2 separate regions of the Mus musculus genome follow, and region 2 is linked to region 1. A link is a loop called in an ENCODE intact Hi-C map of the cell type or tissue named here. Cell type or tissue: left cerebral cortex. All regions are shown on one strand. Each heading gives the region's core, and the rest is flanking DNA. Links, peaks and the distances in the headings are about the cores only.

Region 1 (8,330 bases), core at 76-8,075:
TTTTTCTTTTTGAATCTGTTATTTTTAAGCATTTTTCCTGTATGCAATATGCATGTCTGCCTGTGATGAGCATGGAGTTCCACATTTTTTAGATAAAATTCTGGAGCTCTTTGCACAACAACATGAATGTACTTCATACTACTGAACCATAACACTTCCATATCGCAGACCTAAATGATAATGTCACATGGGGTTTTGTTCTGTTTTATTTTAGTAAAAAGAGAAGAGTGACAGCCAGGCAGTAGTGGCACACGCCTTTAATCCTGGCACTTGGGAGGCAGAGGCAGGCAGATTTCTGAGTTCAAGGCCAGCCTGGTCTACAGAGTGAGTTCCAGGACAGAAGAGTGACTATGGCAAGCTGCTATTACCAGAAGAGGAAGACTGAAACCCTGTTTCCTAGCAACCAAATGGTGCCTCCAATCCCAGCTGCCCAGGAGGCAGAGGTAGGAGGTTTTTAAGTTTGAGCCTAGCCTAGCTAACCTTGTCTCAAAATGAAAAGTAAGGGAACTCAGGATGTCGCTCAGTGGCAGAATGCTTATCTAACACACATAAGCCTAAGTTCAGCAGCCAGCAGGAACATGGTGTGGTGGCACAAGGTGGGGGGAGCAGGGACAACACAAAATGCCACTCTTGGGTTTCCTACCTGCCAAATGGAGACACTAAATCTAATCACAGAAGAATACCATATAAACCCAAGTCAAAGGACATACCTCAAAGTAACTGCCCTGTAATCTCCAAAAGTATTGGGGACATAGACGTCAAAACAAGACTGAGAGATGTTATACAGGAGTAACCAAAGCTGTGACAAGGAAATGGATCTATGTGCACCACGTGTGTCCAGCCCATGTGTGTGCAGTCCACATGTGTGCAGTTCATGTGTGTGTAGGTGCCTGTAGAAGCCAGGAGACAGCATCAGAATCCCTGGAGCTGGGGTTGTAAATGTGTGAGCCACCTGATGTGGGTGTGGGGACCAAACCTGGCCCTCCAGAGAAGCATCAAGGGCTCTTAACCTCTAGGCTCTCTAGGCCTCAGAACAAGTCTTGCCACACACACACACAAAAATCTATTTTTGTCTATAGATTTTTTAGGTTTTGTTTTTTCAAGACAGGGTTTCTCTGTGTAGCCCTGGCTGTCCTGAAACTCACTCTGTAGACCAGGCTGGCCTTGAACTCAGAAATCCACCTGCCTCTGCCTCCCAAGTGCTGGGATTAAAGGTGTGTGATACCACCTCCGCCTAGCAACATTTTTATATTATAACTACAGGTCTGACTTATTTATTTAGATATTGAGGCCACAGTTACCAAATGCTTAAAAAAGTAAAAAAACAAAAACAGTTTTAGTTCACAGCAAAACTGAGTGGAAGGTATAGAGATTTGCCATGCTCTCCTTGCCCTTGCCTGTATCTGGCTTCCCCCATATCTTAGCTATGGTTTTATTGCTGTGAACAGCATACTGTGGCCATGGCAACTCTTGTAAAGTATTTAATTGGGGCTGGCTTACTGTCTCAAAAGTTTAGTCCATTATCATCATCGTGGGAGCATACAGGTAGACAAAGGTGCTGAAGGAGCTCAGAGTTCTACAACTAGATCTACAGCCAGCAAGGAGGAAAGCAGGCCACTCAGCTTGGTCTGGGCTTCTGAAACCCCTCCTCCAACAAAGACACACCTCCCAATAGTGCCACTCCCTTTGAGCCTGCAGGGCCATTTCTTTCAAACCACCACATTCTCCTCCCTAGCCCAGATAGACCTGTAGCCATATCATAGTGCAAAAAGCATTCAGTCTAACTTCAAGATTCCCCATAGTCTATCAGTCTTAACACCATTTAAAAACCCCAAGTTTCTTCTGAGACTGACACAATCTCTTGACTGTAACGCCCTATATAAAATCAAAATCAAAAAGTACATACTTCCAACATATAATGGCACAGGCTATACATTACTATTCCAAAATGGAGGGAAGGCAGGACAGTGAGGAAATACTGGATCAAAGCAAGACAAAAAGCCAGCGAGACAAACTCCAAGCTCTGCATCTCCATGTCTGATGTCAAAAGGCTCTTCAGATCTCTGATTCCTTTCAGCTTGGCTGACTGCAGCACGCTTCTCCCTTGGGCTGGTGTCACTCCCTGTTAGCAGCTTTCCTCAGCAGGTGTCCCACGATTCTGGCATCTCCCACCTCTTTGGGTCTCCCATACAATCCAGGCTTCACCTCTGAGGCTCTACACAATGGCCTCACTAGGCTTCCATGCACAGGCACCCCCAACACACTCCTGACCTCAGAGTTTTTCCTTAGTCATGGAGGGGGATTCCGGAACCCCTTTCTTCTATCCTTGACTCTAAAGCCAGAACCACAGGGCCAAAGCTGCCAAGTTCTGCTGCTTGCTGGGGCCTGACATAGCTCCCTTAGCTCCCTTGTTCAATTTATATATATAATAAGTTCTGCACCAGCTTTTTTGTTTGTTTGGGTTTTTTGCTTGTTTTTTTGTTTTTTGATTTTTGTTTTTTTCAAGACAGGGTTTCTCTGCAGCCCTGGCTGTCCTGGAACTCACTCTGTAGACCAGGCTGACCTCGAACTCAGAAATTCGCCTGCCTCTGCCTCCCAAGTGCTGGGATTAAAGCCGTGCGCCACCACACCCGGGTCAGTTTTTTGTTTTTAATGGTTTCCTTCCCTGTCTATAGTTGGCTCTCCTGAAACTCACTCTGCAGACCAGACTGGCCTCAAACTGCCTACCTCTGCCTCTGGAGTGCTGAGATTAAAGGTCCAAACCACAGGACTCAGCCCTAAGCTTTTCTTTAATTCCTTGTCATATGTTGGGTGGGGTCTGGCTCTGAGGTCACCACTCCCTTTATCCCACTTAGCACTTTCACTTTTATCTACAAACTGTACATTTTGTATTTTTCCTTGCTTATCTTGCTCCTTTTCATTTTAGATCTACTACTAATAACCATACAACACAGTCAAGACTAGGCTGTTTTGAAATCTCTACTGAAGCTGTTAATAACTCTTCAATTTAACTTCAGGCAGATTTTTGGGGAGGAGACAAGGGCAGAAAGCAGACACATTCTTTGCCAAAAGAAGAATAGTCTAGGCCACATACTAAAATTATTCTCCTCTAAAACCTCTTGAGCCAGTCCTACACAGTTCAAATCAACCTCCGCACCACTGTCTTCTATGTTCCTACTAGTGTGACCCATTAAGGCCTGCTTAAAGCATTTGATTACTTTTCTAATCCAAAATCCCAAAGTCCACATTCCTCCAAACAAAAGTAGAGTCAGGTCTATCCCAGCGATACCCCACTCCTGGTACCAACTTCTTAGTAAGGGTTTCATTGCTGTGAAGACGGAGAGACACCATGGCCACGGCAAGTCTTAAAAAGGAAAATGTTTAACTGGGGCTGGCTTGTTGTTTCAGAGCTATAGTCCACTATAGGCATGATGGGAACCCATGGTGGCACACAGGCAGATATTGTGCTGGAGTAGGAGCAGGAAGAGAGAGTGCCAATGGACCCAAAGCCTACCTCCCAATGACATGCTTTCTCCAACAAGCCCACATCTCCCAATAGTGCCACTCTCTATGAGCCTGTGGGGGCCATTTTCACTCAAACCACCATACCCTACCATCAGCATCCCTCACCAGATGGGACAGTTTTATAGAGGATAAATTATCCACACCAGAGTCCATGCCTTATGTTAGGAGTGGCCATTGTACTGTACATCCCAGCCTGTGGGACTGGACAATTATATAATGGTGTGTAGTCACCATTAGAGTGTTTTGGTGTTTGGGTTTTATTTTGTTTTTGTCTATTTGTTTTTGTTTTTTATTGTTTTTGCTTTTGTTTTGTTTTTGAAGTGATTGAGTGTACTTACTGCCAGTGTACACTTAAAATAGTTAAGTTGACACTGGGTGTAGTGACCCATGCCTGTGATCCTAGTACAAGGGAGGCTGAGGCAGGAGGACCTTGAGTCAGAGGTCACTGAACTACACGGTAAGACCTTATTTTAAATACATACAGTTAAGACTATGAGTTTTATGTGGTTTCCATTTATAATTTTTTTGGTTTTTTTTTTTTTTTTTTTTTTGGTTTTTCGAGACAGGGTTTCTCTATATAGCCCTGACTGTCCTGGAACTCACTTTGTAGACCAGGCTGGCCTCGAACTCAGAAATCCAACTGCCTCTGCCTCCTGAGTGCTGGGATTAAAGGCATGCACCACCACGCCCGGCCTCCATTTATAATTTAAAATAACCTTTGAGCTGGTTCAAAGAACTCCTGAACACCTCGCACCCAGGTTTGCCAGTTGTTATTTTCTCTTTTCCCGTCATTCTCTCTGTTGTAAATATATGTATGTATGAAGTATGCGTGCAAGATGTGCTGCATGCATGTGTCTGCATGCATGTATCTCTGCATGGCATGTACAGGCTGTGCAGGGCATGCAGAGGCCCAAGGCTGATACTGGAATCATGTTCCATTGTCCTCTTAGCTCACTGAGGCGGGAATTTCTCAATCAAACCCAGAGCTCCCCCATATGGGGATTAGCAGTGTCTGCCTTCCCAGGCTGCAACTGGAGAGAGGCAGCCATGGCCTCTTAGTGCAGTCAGTTCTAGGGACTGTTAGCCGTAATTGTGTTAGCCACTGAGCCATCTTTTCAGTCACCCATTTAGTTCTATTTTCTCAAAATATGGTGTCTTTTTCTATGTAACTTAAAAATAGGTCAAGGAATGTATTAATCCCCAAGAAAAGGAGATTGGATTACATAACACAAGACAATGGGAAACAGTTAAATCAAGAAACAATTCTAGTCTCTAGCCCTCAGGCCACTTCATTCTCAGGCTGCTCTCATCTTGATTTGTGTGGGGGGAAGGGGGTAGGTAAGAACATAAGTGGGGCCAAGAAAATGTCATGGTTAGCCTCAGCTGTCAACTTGACACAAAGTAGAGTCGCCTGAGAAAAGGACGCTTCATCTGAAGAATTGCCTCCCTCAGTCGTCCTGTAGCAATTCTGTGGGGTGTTCTTGATTGATGTAGGAGGCCCTGCCCACTGTGGGCGGTGTCACTCCTGCTCCCAGTTATATACAAAAGCAAGCTGAGCAATCCAGTAAGCAGTGTTCCTCCACAGCCCCTGCTTTACTTCTTACCCCCAGCTCTGGCCCTGGCTTCCCTTGACGATGGCCAGGAAGCTAAAATGAACCCTTTTCAACTTGGTTTTGAGCAGAGGGTTTCCTCCTAGCAACAGAATACAAAGTAGGACATGAGACAGGGGTCCGCCTTGACAGGGGAGAGTAATGAGCCCTAGAAAGGAAAGGTCCCATAGTGCTGTCTCCTCTCGCTGCCCCCAGCTCTCTCCTTCTCCCATGTTGATTCCCAATGGTCACAACTCTGTAGCACCTATGAATACCTCACTCTTCCAGCTTTGTTCCCACTCCTTGGCCACTAGAAACTGTGATCATCCTATAGTCCCAGTGACAGGCCTGCAACTAAGTTCCTTGTTAAAGACGTGGCAACAAGGTGCACCAGGGCAAAGTGACCTGGGCTGTCCCAAAGCTCCCCGCCTCACAGGTGCCCCCAGGTTCCCAGGACCGGAAGGTGAGATTACCCCTCCCCTCACAATGAGGACTAGAGCGGTACCAAATGTGTTTGCTTCCAACTCCAAGCGGGCTCTTAAGACTCTTCCTATAATAAACACTGGCAACACTCCCTCTGTTTGTTTCTCCAGTGGGTTTTCCCATTTCCTCCAAACAGTGGAAGCTTTGACTGCCAGGGGGCTCTATTTTTGGCTGGGTGTGCCTACTTACATATGGGAGATCATGGCGGAGGGCGAGTGTGTTCTGTCTCGTGCAGTCTCGAGGCTTGGGTACACAGAATTTCTCTCCACAAAACAGGTGGCTCGCTGGGGAGAGATGAGTAACAGTGGCGTAGCAGTGCACACACTCCGAAGTGACTAACCAGGAGTGGGCAGCATGTGGAAAGGCACGCACACAGGCTGCCTGGATCAGCCACGCAACAGGCAAGCGGGGTGAGACAAAGCTTTTGCCTTCCTGGGCCTCAGGCTCTCTCTCTCTAACAAATTGAATAATGCCTCCTGGTTAATAGGCTATAATTTAAAAACAAGTGTCAGCCTTGTGCTCTGGTTTAGCCTGAGTCCCCATGGGCTCATGTGTTAGAAGCCCCGCCCTAGTGTGGCAATGGTAAGAGCCAAGTGGGACCTATGGAATGGGGGTGTAGCTCAGCGGTAGGGTGCTTGCCTAGCCCACAGCCCCAGGTCAGGTCACTAGCATCGCATACAACTAAGCATGTCGGCACAGGCCCGTAGTCCCAGCACTCAAGTGAAGGCAAGAAGAGCAGAATTGAAGGGCATCCTTGGTTCACAGTGAGTTTCCAGCCCAGGCTGCCCTGTCCCAAAATAATCAAGAGGTGGGAGGCCCTTGGATTATGTGGGCAGATTCTACCCTCAAGAGATTAAGGTGGATCGGTCTCACAGTATAGCCCTGGCTGGCCTGGAACTCACAACAATCCACCTGCCTCTGCCTCCCCAGGGCTGGGTTAAAAGTGTATGCTACCACACTTGGCACTAGGGTAGCTTTCATGAGGCCTGGTTGTTCTTTCAAGACCAAATATCATAAAAGGCCAAGTCTGGCCTGGCCTGTCTCACTGTGTGACCTCCCTCTTAGATTCCCACTGTGACAATGTTAGCTGTCATGTGAGCAGCCACAGAGGACCGTCAATAGGGCTGACAGCATGCTACTGCGACTTTCAGCTTTGAATACCATGAACAAAATAAAAGACTTTTTGTTCTAATTCAACCTGGGATGTTTCATTATAGTGGGAATCCGACCAGAACACCTCTGCACGGTACCACACACACTCATGCCTGAGCCCAGAACCTTCTCCTGCAGTTTGTCTTTTATTTATTTTTGAGACAGCGTCTCGGGGCAGCCTCAGACCTGTGAGCCTCTTCAGGTACGGTGATATTCCACCTGGCCCAGCACCTTCCCTTTTCTCAGAAACAGAACTGTAGGCTTCCTGGAACTTCAGACCTGTGCTCGGGTCTGCGTCTGTCAGGCCTCTGCAATGTGAAGCCATCCTCTTTTGCTAACACTTGTGCCATGGGGAATCATATCTACCTTCTGAACGAACTCTCCTGAGTGATGCTGACCCCGGATCGGCATTGCTTCAGGTAAGGGCTGGGGGTAGGGAGGCAGAGGCTTGGGAACTGATCCTTTCTGTATCCCTCAGCTCAGAAGCTCAGAAGTTGTCCTACCCTGACTGGCCCACCCCCTTCCCCACCAATGTTTTAGGCAGTACCCTCTCCCCTTGTCTGCCAACGGGTGAGTGACCCTCTGACCTCCACCTGCCAGGCTGCTCCTTAATGTTGACATCAGCCAGGTCATTAGAGAAGACTGTAGGATGTGCTGAGATACCAGCTTGGCCCCCTGCCCCGCAAATCATTTGCTGATGGCTCTTATTGCAGATGCTTGTCAGGCTCAGCTCTGAGGTCTGGTCCCGTTATCGAGGGAAGCCGTCCCTGGTTGATAGGGCTCCTTGTTAAATGGTACTAACCACCTCTGCAGTGCAGCAAGCACTTCCGTTGTGTTTGATCTTAGGATGGTGCGGGAGAGCAGAAGGCTCACACTGACCCAGCCATGCATGCTTGGTCACTGAGTTCATAGGAGTAGCCACACGGGAGCTCCCTGCTGGCTGTGGAGAGGACGCCTACCTCTGCAGATTTCTTCTCTCTAAATCCCTGTGACTGCTCTGGGGACTCGGAGAACTGTATTCCACTCTGTGAGTTTCTGAAGCCCACCTATGGCTTCTCCTCACTCAGGGCCTTAACCTTACCCCAGGATGCCCTTCCTTGTCTAGCTTACCCCCTTCCTTGTCTAGCTTCTCCCCACCCCCACCCCACCCCACCCCATGCCCTGCATGTCTCTCTCCTCTCTTTAACCTCTTCTCTCCTGCCCTTATCCCTGGCTATCCTTTCCTCATTTTGATTTTTGAGCCAGGGTCTCTATATTGTCCAGTGAGGCCTCCTAAGTTTGGTGATTAGCTGTGTGCTACCATTTCTCATCAGATTGTTGCCGCAGAGAATGTGTGGAAGAACATTCTGGAAGCTTTTCTCTCACTACCCAAGAAGTAGGACCCAAATGTCCTGATGAAGAAAAACTTTACCTTCTTATACATGTATCACCTCAGCAGTCCAATGGGGAAGAGCTGGCAGAAGCCAGCAGGGAGTGTGTGTGGGGGGTGTCACTGGATTCCACAAACTGATATTTAGCAAGATGGCTGTACTGTGGATGCTCCGTTCTTAGGAGCCCCTCCTTTCTCTAGCCAAGTTACAT
Region 2 (8,330 bases), core at 163-8,162, 110 kb before region 1:
AGGGTTTGTAAACGGGTTGGTGTATAATGGTAGGGATTTGAGGTTTCCACATGAGCCTCAGCTCACGTGAGTTTGTGTCTTCCTGCAGGCTACTGCTACCGTGGACAGCCTCTGCAGATAGAAGCAGCCCAGAGAACTGCCTTGTCCCTCTCCCTAGAACAGTGAGTGACTCATCAGGACATCTGTCTGGTCTCTCCCACCTTACGTGTCACTAGGTCTAACGTAAGACGGGAGCTGTGGTGATCACAATGAAGGGAAGAGCTGGCTCCCTCCGTGAGTGTGGCCAAGCCCTTGCCTCCCTGTGCCTGTTACGAATTAGGGAGTCGTAAGAGGGGGGCTCAGTGAGCCCCTCCCACAGGCTTCTGTAGTTCTCGGGGGATGAGTTTTGTCAAGGTCTTGCTGGGTTTGCCAAGCTTGAGCAGAGGGCAGGAGACGAACGTGGAAAGGACTGTGTTCTGGCTCTCACCTCCACCTCTAGCTTTGTATGTGGCTTTGGGTGCAAGATTCACTGCACTAAGCCACAGATCTTCTCAGCATAAAATGGGGGAGATGAAACCTCCCCTCTTGGGACTGGGGAATTAAATATAAAATGGCCAGCATGCCCCAGCCCAGAGTTCAGTGTGTAACAGGTCATGAACGAATCTGCATCCTTCCTTTCCAGCTAAGGAAATACCAGGACCCTAAAACCCAGACCAAGAGGACGAGTGGGGAGGGAAGAGGGATGTCCCAGGCCCAGTACATACCTGTTCAGCAGGCCTCGTGTCCTGCTGGGTCAGATGCTTCTCATTGGAATTGGTCTCTGGGTGGCTGTGGCCCGCGGGGGTCACCGGGGTGGTCACAGCTGCGGCAGCCTCGGGCTGCTGTGGAGTCTCCTCCTGAGCCTTCTTCACCTCAGAATCGGGACCTGTCTCTGTTGTCATGGTGACCAGCACGCCTGCATTGGAATGAAGGAGAGCATGTGACAGGGGGAAGGATGATAATGTGACAACAAGGGGGCAGGAACTGCTTGCATGCTCTGTGGGGACAGAGAACCAGACAGAAGGCAGGGGTGGAAGACAGAGGGACAGAGGGACAAGGAAGAATGAGAGTGTGAGGGCCTCCTTCCCTGTGCGTCCAGACCCTTCCTAAGGATGATGAGGGAGTCTCTAGGGTCCTGCGCTCTGCACCAGATGCCAGCAAGGCCCTGGACGGGCTGACTGTCCCACTACACCTAGACTATAACAGCCCCTCAGCGGATGTACGGCACTGAACACAAACTGAGAAAGCCTTGGATTCCTGACCTGTGTTTGTGAGTTTAGGCAGCTCCCTCACTTCCCAAGCTGCAGTAACTCTAACATACACACACACACATGCACACACACACACGCACACACCAGCCCCAGCTTCACAGAATGATGTCAAGATGGTGCCCCCTGGATCAACACAGATAGGCACCAGTAGAAAATACTCCTTGCTGCCCGTGGGAGTGGTCAGGGTAGCAGGGCTTGGGCTGTCTGCCACAAATGTACCACCTCACCTCTCTGGGACTCATCCCCAAGCTGAGGGACTTGGGGGAAATCTCTGGGACAGATTTCCCCTCTGCAACATTAAATGAGATGCCAGACCAGGCCAGGAAGGTGCTGTCCGGCTATTCTGTTGGAATTAGCCAGCTCCAACAGACAGCAACTTCAGCGGCACAGCTTCATGTTTTATTCATGTTGTAAGGATTATAAACGAGACTCGCCACCATGAAGAGAAGTTAGGAACATTAGACGACCTTAGGGATGGGATGGATGAGAGGGAAGCTTCAGGCTTACTCCAGGTGCCTTGGAGTTACTTGGTTCCTTTTTGGTTTTGAGACAAGGTCTCAGCATACAGCCCAGCCGAGCTAGCCTTGAATGCACTATGTAGTCCATGCTGCACTAAACTATTTTTAAATTTTTTATTGTTGTTGTGGTTTGTATGCACATGCACACATGCAGAGGAACTTGGTTCTCTCTTCCATGATTGGTTCTGGGGATCCAACCTGTGCTAAATGCACCTTTATCCACTGAGCTAACCCAGCACCCGAAGCTTGAAGTCTTGATCCTTCAGTCTCAGCCCCACCCCCACCCTCAGCTGAGATTACAGGCAGGTGCCATCACAACCAACACGTGAGTATGGGCAAGAAGTATATTACCTTGTAAGGTTGTTTTGTTTCAAAGCCAAAAGCACCCCTTCCCCGACCATGCCCAGAGTAAGAGAACTGGGCAGGAAGCATCCCTCTTTGGTCTAAGTCCCCTGTGTCATATGAGCAACACTCACACAAGACCTGGGGGCGGGGGGGGGGGGGACTTATCCTCAACCCTCCACCATGAGAGGCCTCCGAGAGACAGGCATCCAACACCCACCTGCTCCAGGGCTCACACTTCTATTTATTTATCTATGCCAGGGGTGGGGGGGGGGCTCTCACACCTATATCATCAGCACTTGGGAAGCTGAGGCAGGAGGATTATCACAAGTTTGAGGGCAGCCTAGGCTACAAAATGAGACCTGTCTCAAAAAAAAAATCAGGACCAAACCACATCAAACAAAACATTTAATTTATTTATGTATTCAAATGTGTGGAGGGGGTAGGGGTGGATCCCAGGGCCTCAAACCCAGGTCCTGGCATAGTCCTCTCTGCATTCCCATGGGCACAGGACAGGCCCAAAGCAAAGGGTACTAGGCAGACTACAGGTGAGCCCAGGGCCATGAAGAGGTCACCGGTGTCCTCCACCCACAGAGCCCACATGGAAGTCCTTGAGAGCTGAAGCAGGAGGCCTGCATGTCCCCATTGCTGCTGTTGAACAGCCAGATGGGGAGGAGGAGGGCGGGGCTGCACTGATTCACTCAGGGTAGCTCTCTTCCCGCCTTTACTCTGATCTTAAGGAGCAGGGAGGCAACTTCAAGCCAGTTCCATAAAGACAAACTCCACCAAGCACGTGAGCTCCGGACACAACAAACATAACAGCTGCTCTGAGGGAGTTCAAGCCCATGCAGGGTCACAGTCCTGCCTGCTGAGCCCAGGACCTTCCTTCCTTCAGCCCTGAGGGTTGCCAGTCCTGGTCTGGTGGGGTCAATGGGTAAAAGCTCTTTACATAGTTTTGTGTTTAAAAACATCCAAAGATGGGTGGCGAGAGAGCCCAGTGGTTAAGAGCACCTGCTATTCTTGCAAAGGACCGAAGTTCAATTCCCAGCACCCACACCAGGGAGCTCAGAACGACCTGGAACTCCAGCTGCAGGGTGGGAGGGAGGACATCCAGCTCCCTCTTAGAGCCTATACCATCACCAACACTAACACACACACACAGAGAGAGAGAGAGAGAGAGAGAGAGAGAGAGAGCAAATATACATGTCATAAAACAAATACTTTATATTATTTTAAAAATCCAACAGCATATATGTAGACACTTTGGGCTGTGGCAAGCAGAATTTACACGACCCTGGTGTCCAGGCAGCCCCTGGGGTATGGGGTACATCCACAAATCCCCTTCCTGGGTCCTCTGTTTGGCTTCAGCCCAGACTCTTGGAACTCTTTCCTCAACCTGTAGCTCCCTGGAAATAGCTAGGAGAGGAATTTCAAGTGACTATTCCAAATTTTCCTGCAGATCCTCTGGTAAGCCAGTGCTAAACTGGACACCACCTGAGAAATACTCTACCCCACTTCTGTCACAGGTAAGACTTGAGTCACATCTTCAAAAACGTGCCCCTTAGCTTCTTCAGTCTGCTCTCCTCCCCACTTGTGGCCTAGCTCTCCGGATCTGAACGGCAGGCCCATCTTCTCTCTCCTGCACTCGACTACCCCCAGCAAAAAGCCCAACATAACCTCCTCACAGGAGAAAGAGCTCAGGCCCAGGGGGAACACCAAGGAACTCCAGTGAGGCCACGGCCAGGGGCCTGGATGCATAGATACAGGCGTATCCTCTCGAAAGAAGGAGAAATGCATGCAAAAATCACAGCAAGCGGTTGAGCGAATGGGCACGAAGTCAACGATCCACACATCGGACCCCATCTTAGTAAACACACAGATCCTTATGACAATGTGAAACCAGAAAACCTGTCACTGTGTAACTTAATATATGCTAATAAAAGCATTAAAATATGAACAGCTAGGTAAATAAATGCTGAGGACCCCACAGCCCCCATTAAAAGAAGAACTGCCAGCATTCAAAGCTTCAGCCCAGGAATAGAAACACTTCAGCTTGCCTAGACTCGCCGTTGCCGGTCCCATCCCCACCTTCCAGCTGAAATCTGACAGCTCATCATTTCCTGCATTAAAATTTCAAACTCCTTTATTTGGACTCTCTCATTACATCCGTCTCAGCACTCCCCATGAGTCTTCAACTGTCTCCTTACATAACGCGCCTGCACAAGGTAAACAAGGGAATTGCCTTGCTCCTAGATACATGCCGAGGTTCACGGTGTGTGCGGCACAGCCTGCATCCTCAAGTGCTCTGCCTACTCCACATCCTTTCCTGAATATGTGGCTTAACTCTTCCTGCTTCCAAGAAGCCTTTCCCAGCCGTCTCCCCGCCAAAGCATCCACACACCCTTCCAGCCTCGCAGAACCTTCCTCTCCCTGCACGGTTCTGGCAAGCGTCATCTGTCCTGATTCCATGTTGGCTTTCCCCCTTGGCCTTTTACCACTGTGCTCTGAACACTGTGGTGTTCCTTCCAGGGCTAAGGGTCACATCTACTGGAAAATAGAACTGAACAGTACTCGACAGATACCATTGTGGTAATACGTAATGTTGGTGTGGGGGTAAGAATGGACCTATGGAAGACAGGGTGGAATCTCTTAGGTCACCAAAGACAAACAAAAGCCCTGTGTGACTTCCACGAAAACATTCTGCTCCCGTCCTACATTTCCCACATGTGTCAGCCACTTATTCTTGTTCCAATCACCACGACATTCGCATTTCTCCATATATGAGCAGCAATTATATTTCCTTTGGTGGGTATGTTCCAAGACTGCATATTAAAATCACCTAGACCGCATTCTGTACAAATAAACTTATTAAAATCCTGAGGCTTCTATATTTGAAAACTCAGGCACACCGCTTCTGGGGATTTTAAATTTCAGTACAATATTTTGGGGTTGTTATTTTCTTCCTGAGTAGCAGAGCAATCTCCACGCCAAATCAGACTGGTTCACTTTCACGCCAAGGTCCTTGGTAGTTCCTAACTCTTAAAACAAATATACTCAAGAATACAACCCAGCATCCTTTGCCGTGCTCTCTGAGAATAGGATTTCTTACTTCTAGTTCTGTGCTTCCACTGTGTCTCTTTGGGAAGTCCTGACTGTCTATAGGATATTACTAATAAAATGGCAATAATGAAGCATGCATTCATTTCAGCTTACGGCGGGCAGGCTTGTCAGGACACCACATCCTGGAAAGTCAAGTGGTATCTACAAGGGACATCTTAGCAGAGTATCAGCTACGTTATCTCCAAGTATCAGAACAGGACAGGCTTGAGTCAAACACCTGGCCTCAAGTGATCTTCTTCCCCCGCCGTCCCAAGGACATGCCGCCATGCCACGGGCTGGTGATAAAGGACGCGGATCCTCCTGGGTTTCCCTCTGTTTTATTCCTTCTCCTTTTCTGCTCCACCTCCATCTCCTTCTACATCTGGTTGGCCCACAACTTGCTTTGTAGACCAGGCTGTCCTGGAATTCACAGAAACCAACCTGCCTCTGCCTCCCAAGTGCTGGGATGGAAAGGTGTGTACCACCATGTCCCCACCATGGCAGGGCCCAGATCTTTACACAATCGCCTTAAAACTTGAGTCTAGCCAGGTATGAAAGAGAGCTCATGTCTGCTCTCCTAGCTGTGGGAGAGGCTCGCTATGAGTTCGAGGCCAGCCTGTATTACATAGTGAGCGCACAGTAAGACCTGGCCTCAAATAAACAACTAAATCCACGTACATAAACCCTAGATGCTAAAATGGAATTTTTTTTTCAGATGCTCGTGGCTTCGGATAAAAGGAAGAGAAGGAGCTCAATAAACCCTGTTTAAGCCTATTTTAAAACTGTATTAATTAAAAATAAAAATAACATTTTAGAAATGTATAATAAGACTCTTTCTTTGACAAGCCCAAGGATAACAGCATTGTCTCTCACCAGGCCCTAGAAAGGGAGCCAAGAAGTAGACTGTGGCTTCTGACACAGCAGGCTATGTCACGTGGATGTGGTTCTTGCTCAGGCTCAGGCCAGCACACACTGCGAGAGCTGCTAGGTGGCCAGGCCAGACCGCGTACAGTCAGGGCCCTTGGGGGAACCATGTGCTGGTTCCCATGGAGCTCACTGCAGGGATTTAGGTCCCCCAGGGTATGTTTTAGCCTTGCACACGAGTCTGGGTACCTGCTGATCCACAATGTGGTCTTTTTACCCAAAGCAGGCTTCTAGGGTAGGGGGCAGGAACGGAGTTGAGACATTTAGAAATAGGAGGCACTTGGGCTGAGTCAGCCTGTGGGCAAAGGGCCAGTCCCTGATGCTCTTACTCCTCAAGAAACATAGCAAGGAAGCTCCTTACAGCCTGGCAGGAGAGCAGCAGGAGCCAGGGTCCTGCAGGCAGCCTCTCGAGAGTCACAAGTGTCAGGAACTGGTACAGAAGGAAGGACTGGACTCCCATTAGGGAGCACCGATGTGGCCAGGCCCAGGCTAAAGACTTCCCATCATTCACAGACCCCCTCCTGGCACAGCAGTGAACACCCAGACCAGGAGTGCAGACATGTCTGCTTAAAACACAGGCAGAAAGAGAAGGCTCCACAAGACAAAGGCCAGCCGGTAGGGCCAGGCTGGCGGCACCGACATAGGAGGAGGGCAAATACACAGGATTAGAGAAGAGAAAGGTCAGCCAGAATGTCAGTGTGAATGGTGCCCATTCCACCACTGCCTGGAGAGAGGGGCCCTGTGTGGCCTGGGCTAGGGTTGGCTCAGCAGGATGTCAGCATCTGGGGCTCCCCAGGGCCACTCAGCAGCCTTCTTGTCCTCTAAGCTTCCCATCTGGACGGCCTGCAGGGAGACGGCTCCTCAACTGAGCCATGGCCTGGTGGCTGGACCAGCTCTTTAAAATGAATCAACTGACATCTGGTTAACCTTCGAACCAGGGTTGGGGTGAGCGAGTCAGCATCCAGTCATCAGATACCATGTTCATTTCTCAGCTCCCCTAGCTACCGCCCGGGTCCAAACCTGCTTGATCCAGGGTCTCCCTCCCCGAAGTCATTCATAGGACTGATTCTCCAAGAGCAACCACAGCCATCTTCGCAGGAATCAAGTTGGACGCCCTTATTATAACCTCCAGTGGTATGTGGCTGCACAAGCCTGTAATCAAAGCCCTCGGGAGGCTGAGGCAGGAGGCCCTTAACTCAAGGCCAGCTTGGGCAACATATCAAACCCCAAAACATCTCTAATGACTTCCCATCAAAATAAGGCACCCCCTCCCTACTACACTGTAGTGGCCTCTGCCCATCTTTCCAGCATCTGCCCCTACCCCTGCCAGCGAGCACTGCCTTCGCCTACGTAAGCCTGCCCCTTGCAGCCTCTGCCTGTGCTTCAACTGTGCAGGCTTGACCCTGCCTCAGGACTTTGTCTTCCCTGTTCATGAGCTGTGACTCTGTCCCCTCTCCTGGTATGACAACTTTCACCTTTGTCTGTCTACCCTTTCTAACATGGGCCCCTCTCTCTAACTTCCCATTGTGACAGCATGCCAACTTGTTTGTGCTTGTGTTCATTCAAGTACTTTCGTCTGTCTGTTTTTCCAGTGGTTTGTTTGTTTGTTTGTCTGTTTGTTTGTTTGACATCATCACAACTGAGCTACACTCACTGACTGACTGACTTATTTCTATTCTCCTCTGGAATATGAACTCTATGGAGGTTTCTGTCTCATTCATCATCACTGCCAGGCCTTCACGCAATTTTTGATAAATCACTATAAACATTGAGCAAGGTGTACGGTAAAACAAGTTCAAGACCAGTCTGGACAACCTCAAGACTCCACCTCTACGTCAAACAGAGCCCTGAGTGGTAACTTGTGTCTACAATCTCAGGGCTCGGGAGGTTGAGGCAGGAAGATATGAAGTTCAAGACTAGCCTAGGCTGCATAATAAGACTACCTCAAAACAAAACTCTAAGAAAAAATTAATATTGTACAAAGTAAACACTCACAGTTTGCCATGTGCCAGGTATTGATCTATGGAGTCATCACAGGTAATCCCTACAGGAGCCTGTCATAGGTACTCTTGGGATCCCCACGTGCCAAATGGGAAGAACGAAGCAGAAAGATTAAGCAACCCACCAGAGATCAGACAGACAGCCGGTACCAGGGCCA

What was found. Peaks named below come from ENCODE experiments on the same cell type or tissue, not always from the same donor. Only the 100,000 strongest peaks of a DNase experiment are listed, where the experiment ranks them.
Region 2: a loop joins it to region 1, with 2.0 times the contacts of the local background. A loop is called at or near these places in 2 of 42 quality-filtered maps.

Annotation. Positions count from the first base shown.
Region 1 is chr2:156,377,702-156,386,031 of GRCm38, reverse strand. Gm14170 (a long non-coding RNA gene) reads left to right here. Exons shown (of 5, transcript XR_003954079.1): 3 at 5,874-6,007; 4 at 6,815-7,168; 5 at 7,596-7,887. Among named protein-coding and RNA genes, the nearest start is that of Norad, 11 kb to the left of the region's middle. In left cerebral cortex, for the core only: a CTCF peak has its summit at 4,538; DNase peaks (open chromatin) are centred at 4,503 and 5,883.
Region 2 is chr2:156,486,508-156,494,837 of GRCm38, reverse strand. It overlaps Epb41l1 (erythrocyte membrane protein band 4.1 like 1), which reads right to left. Exons shown (of 25, transcript NM_001368800.1): 3 at 744-934. The coding sequence starts at 920. Gm33977 (a long non-coding RNA gene) reads left to right here. Exons shown (of 3, transcript XR_375167.4): 2 at 89-161; 3 at 3,609-5,121. Among named protein-coding and RNA genes, the nearest start is that of Gm33977, 8.1 kb to the left of the region's middle. In left cerebral cortex, for the core only: no CTCF peak of the experiment used is centred there; DNase peaks (open chromatin) are centred at 2,886, 4,376, 6,221, 6,473 and 2 more places; H3K27ac peaks cover 2,614 bases.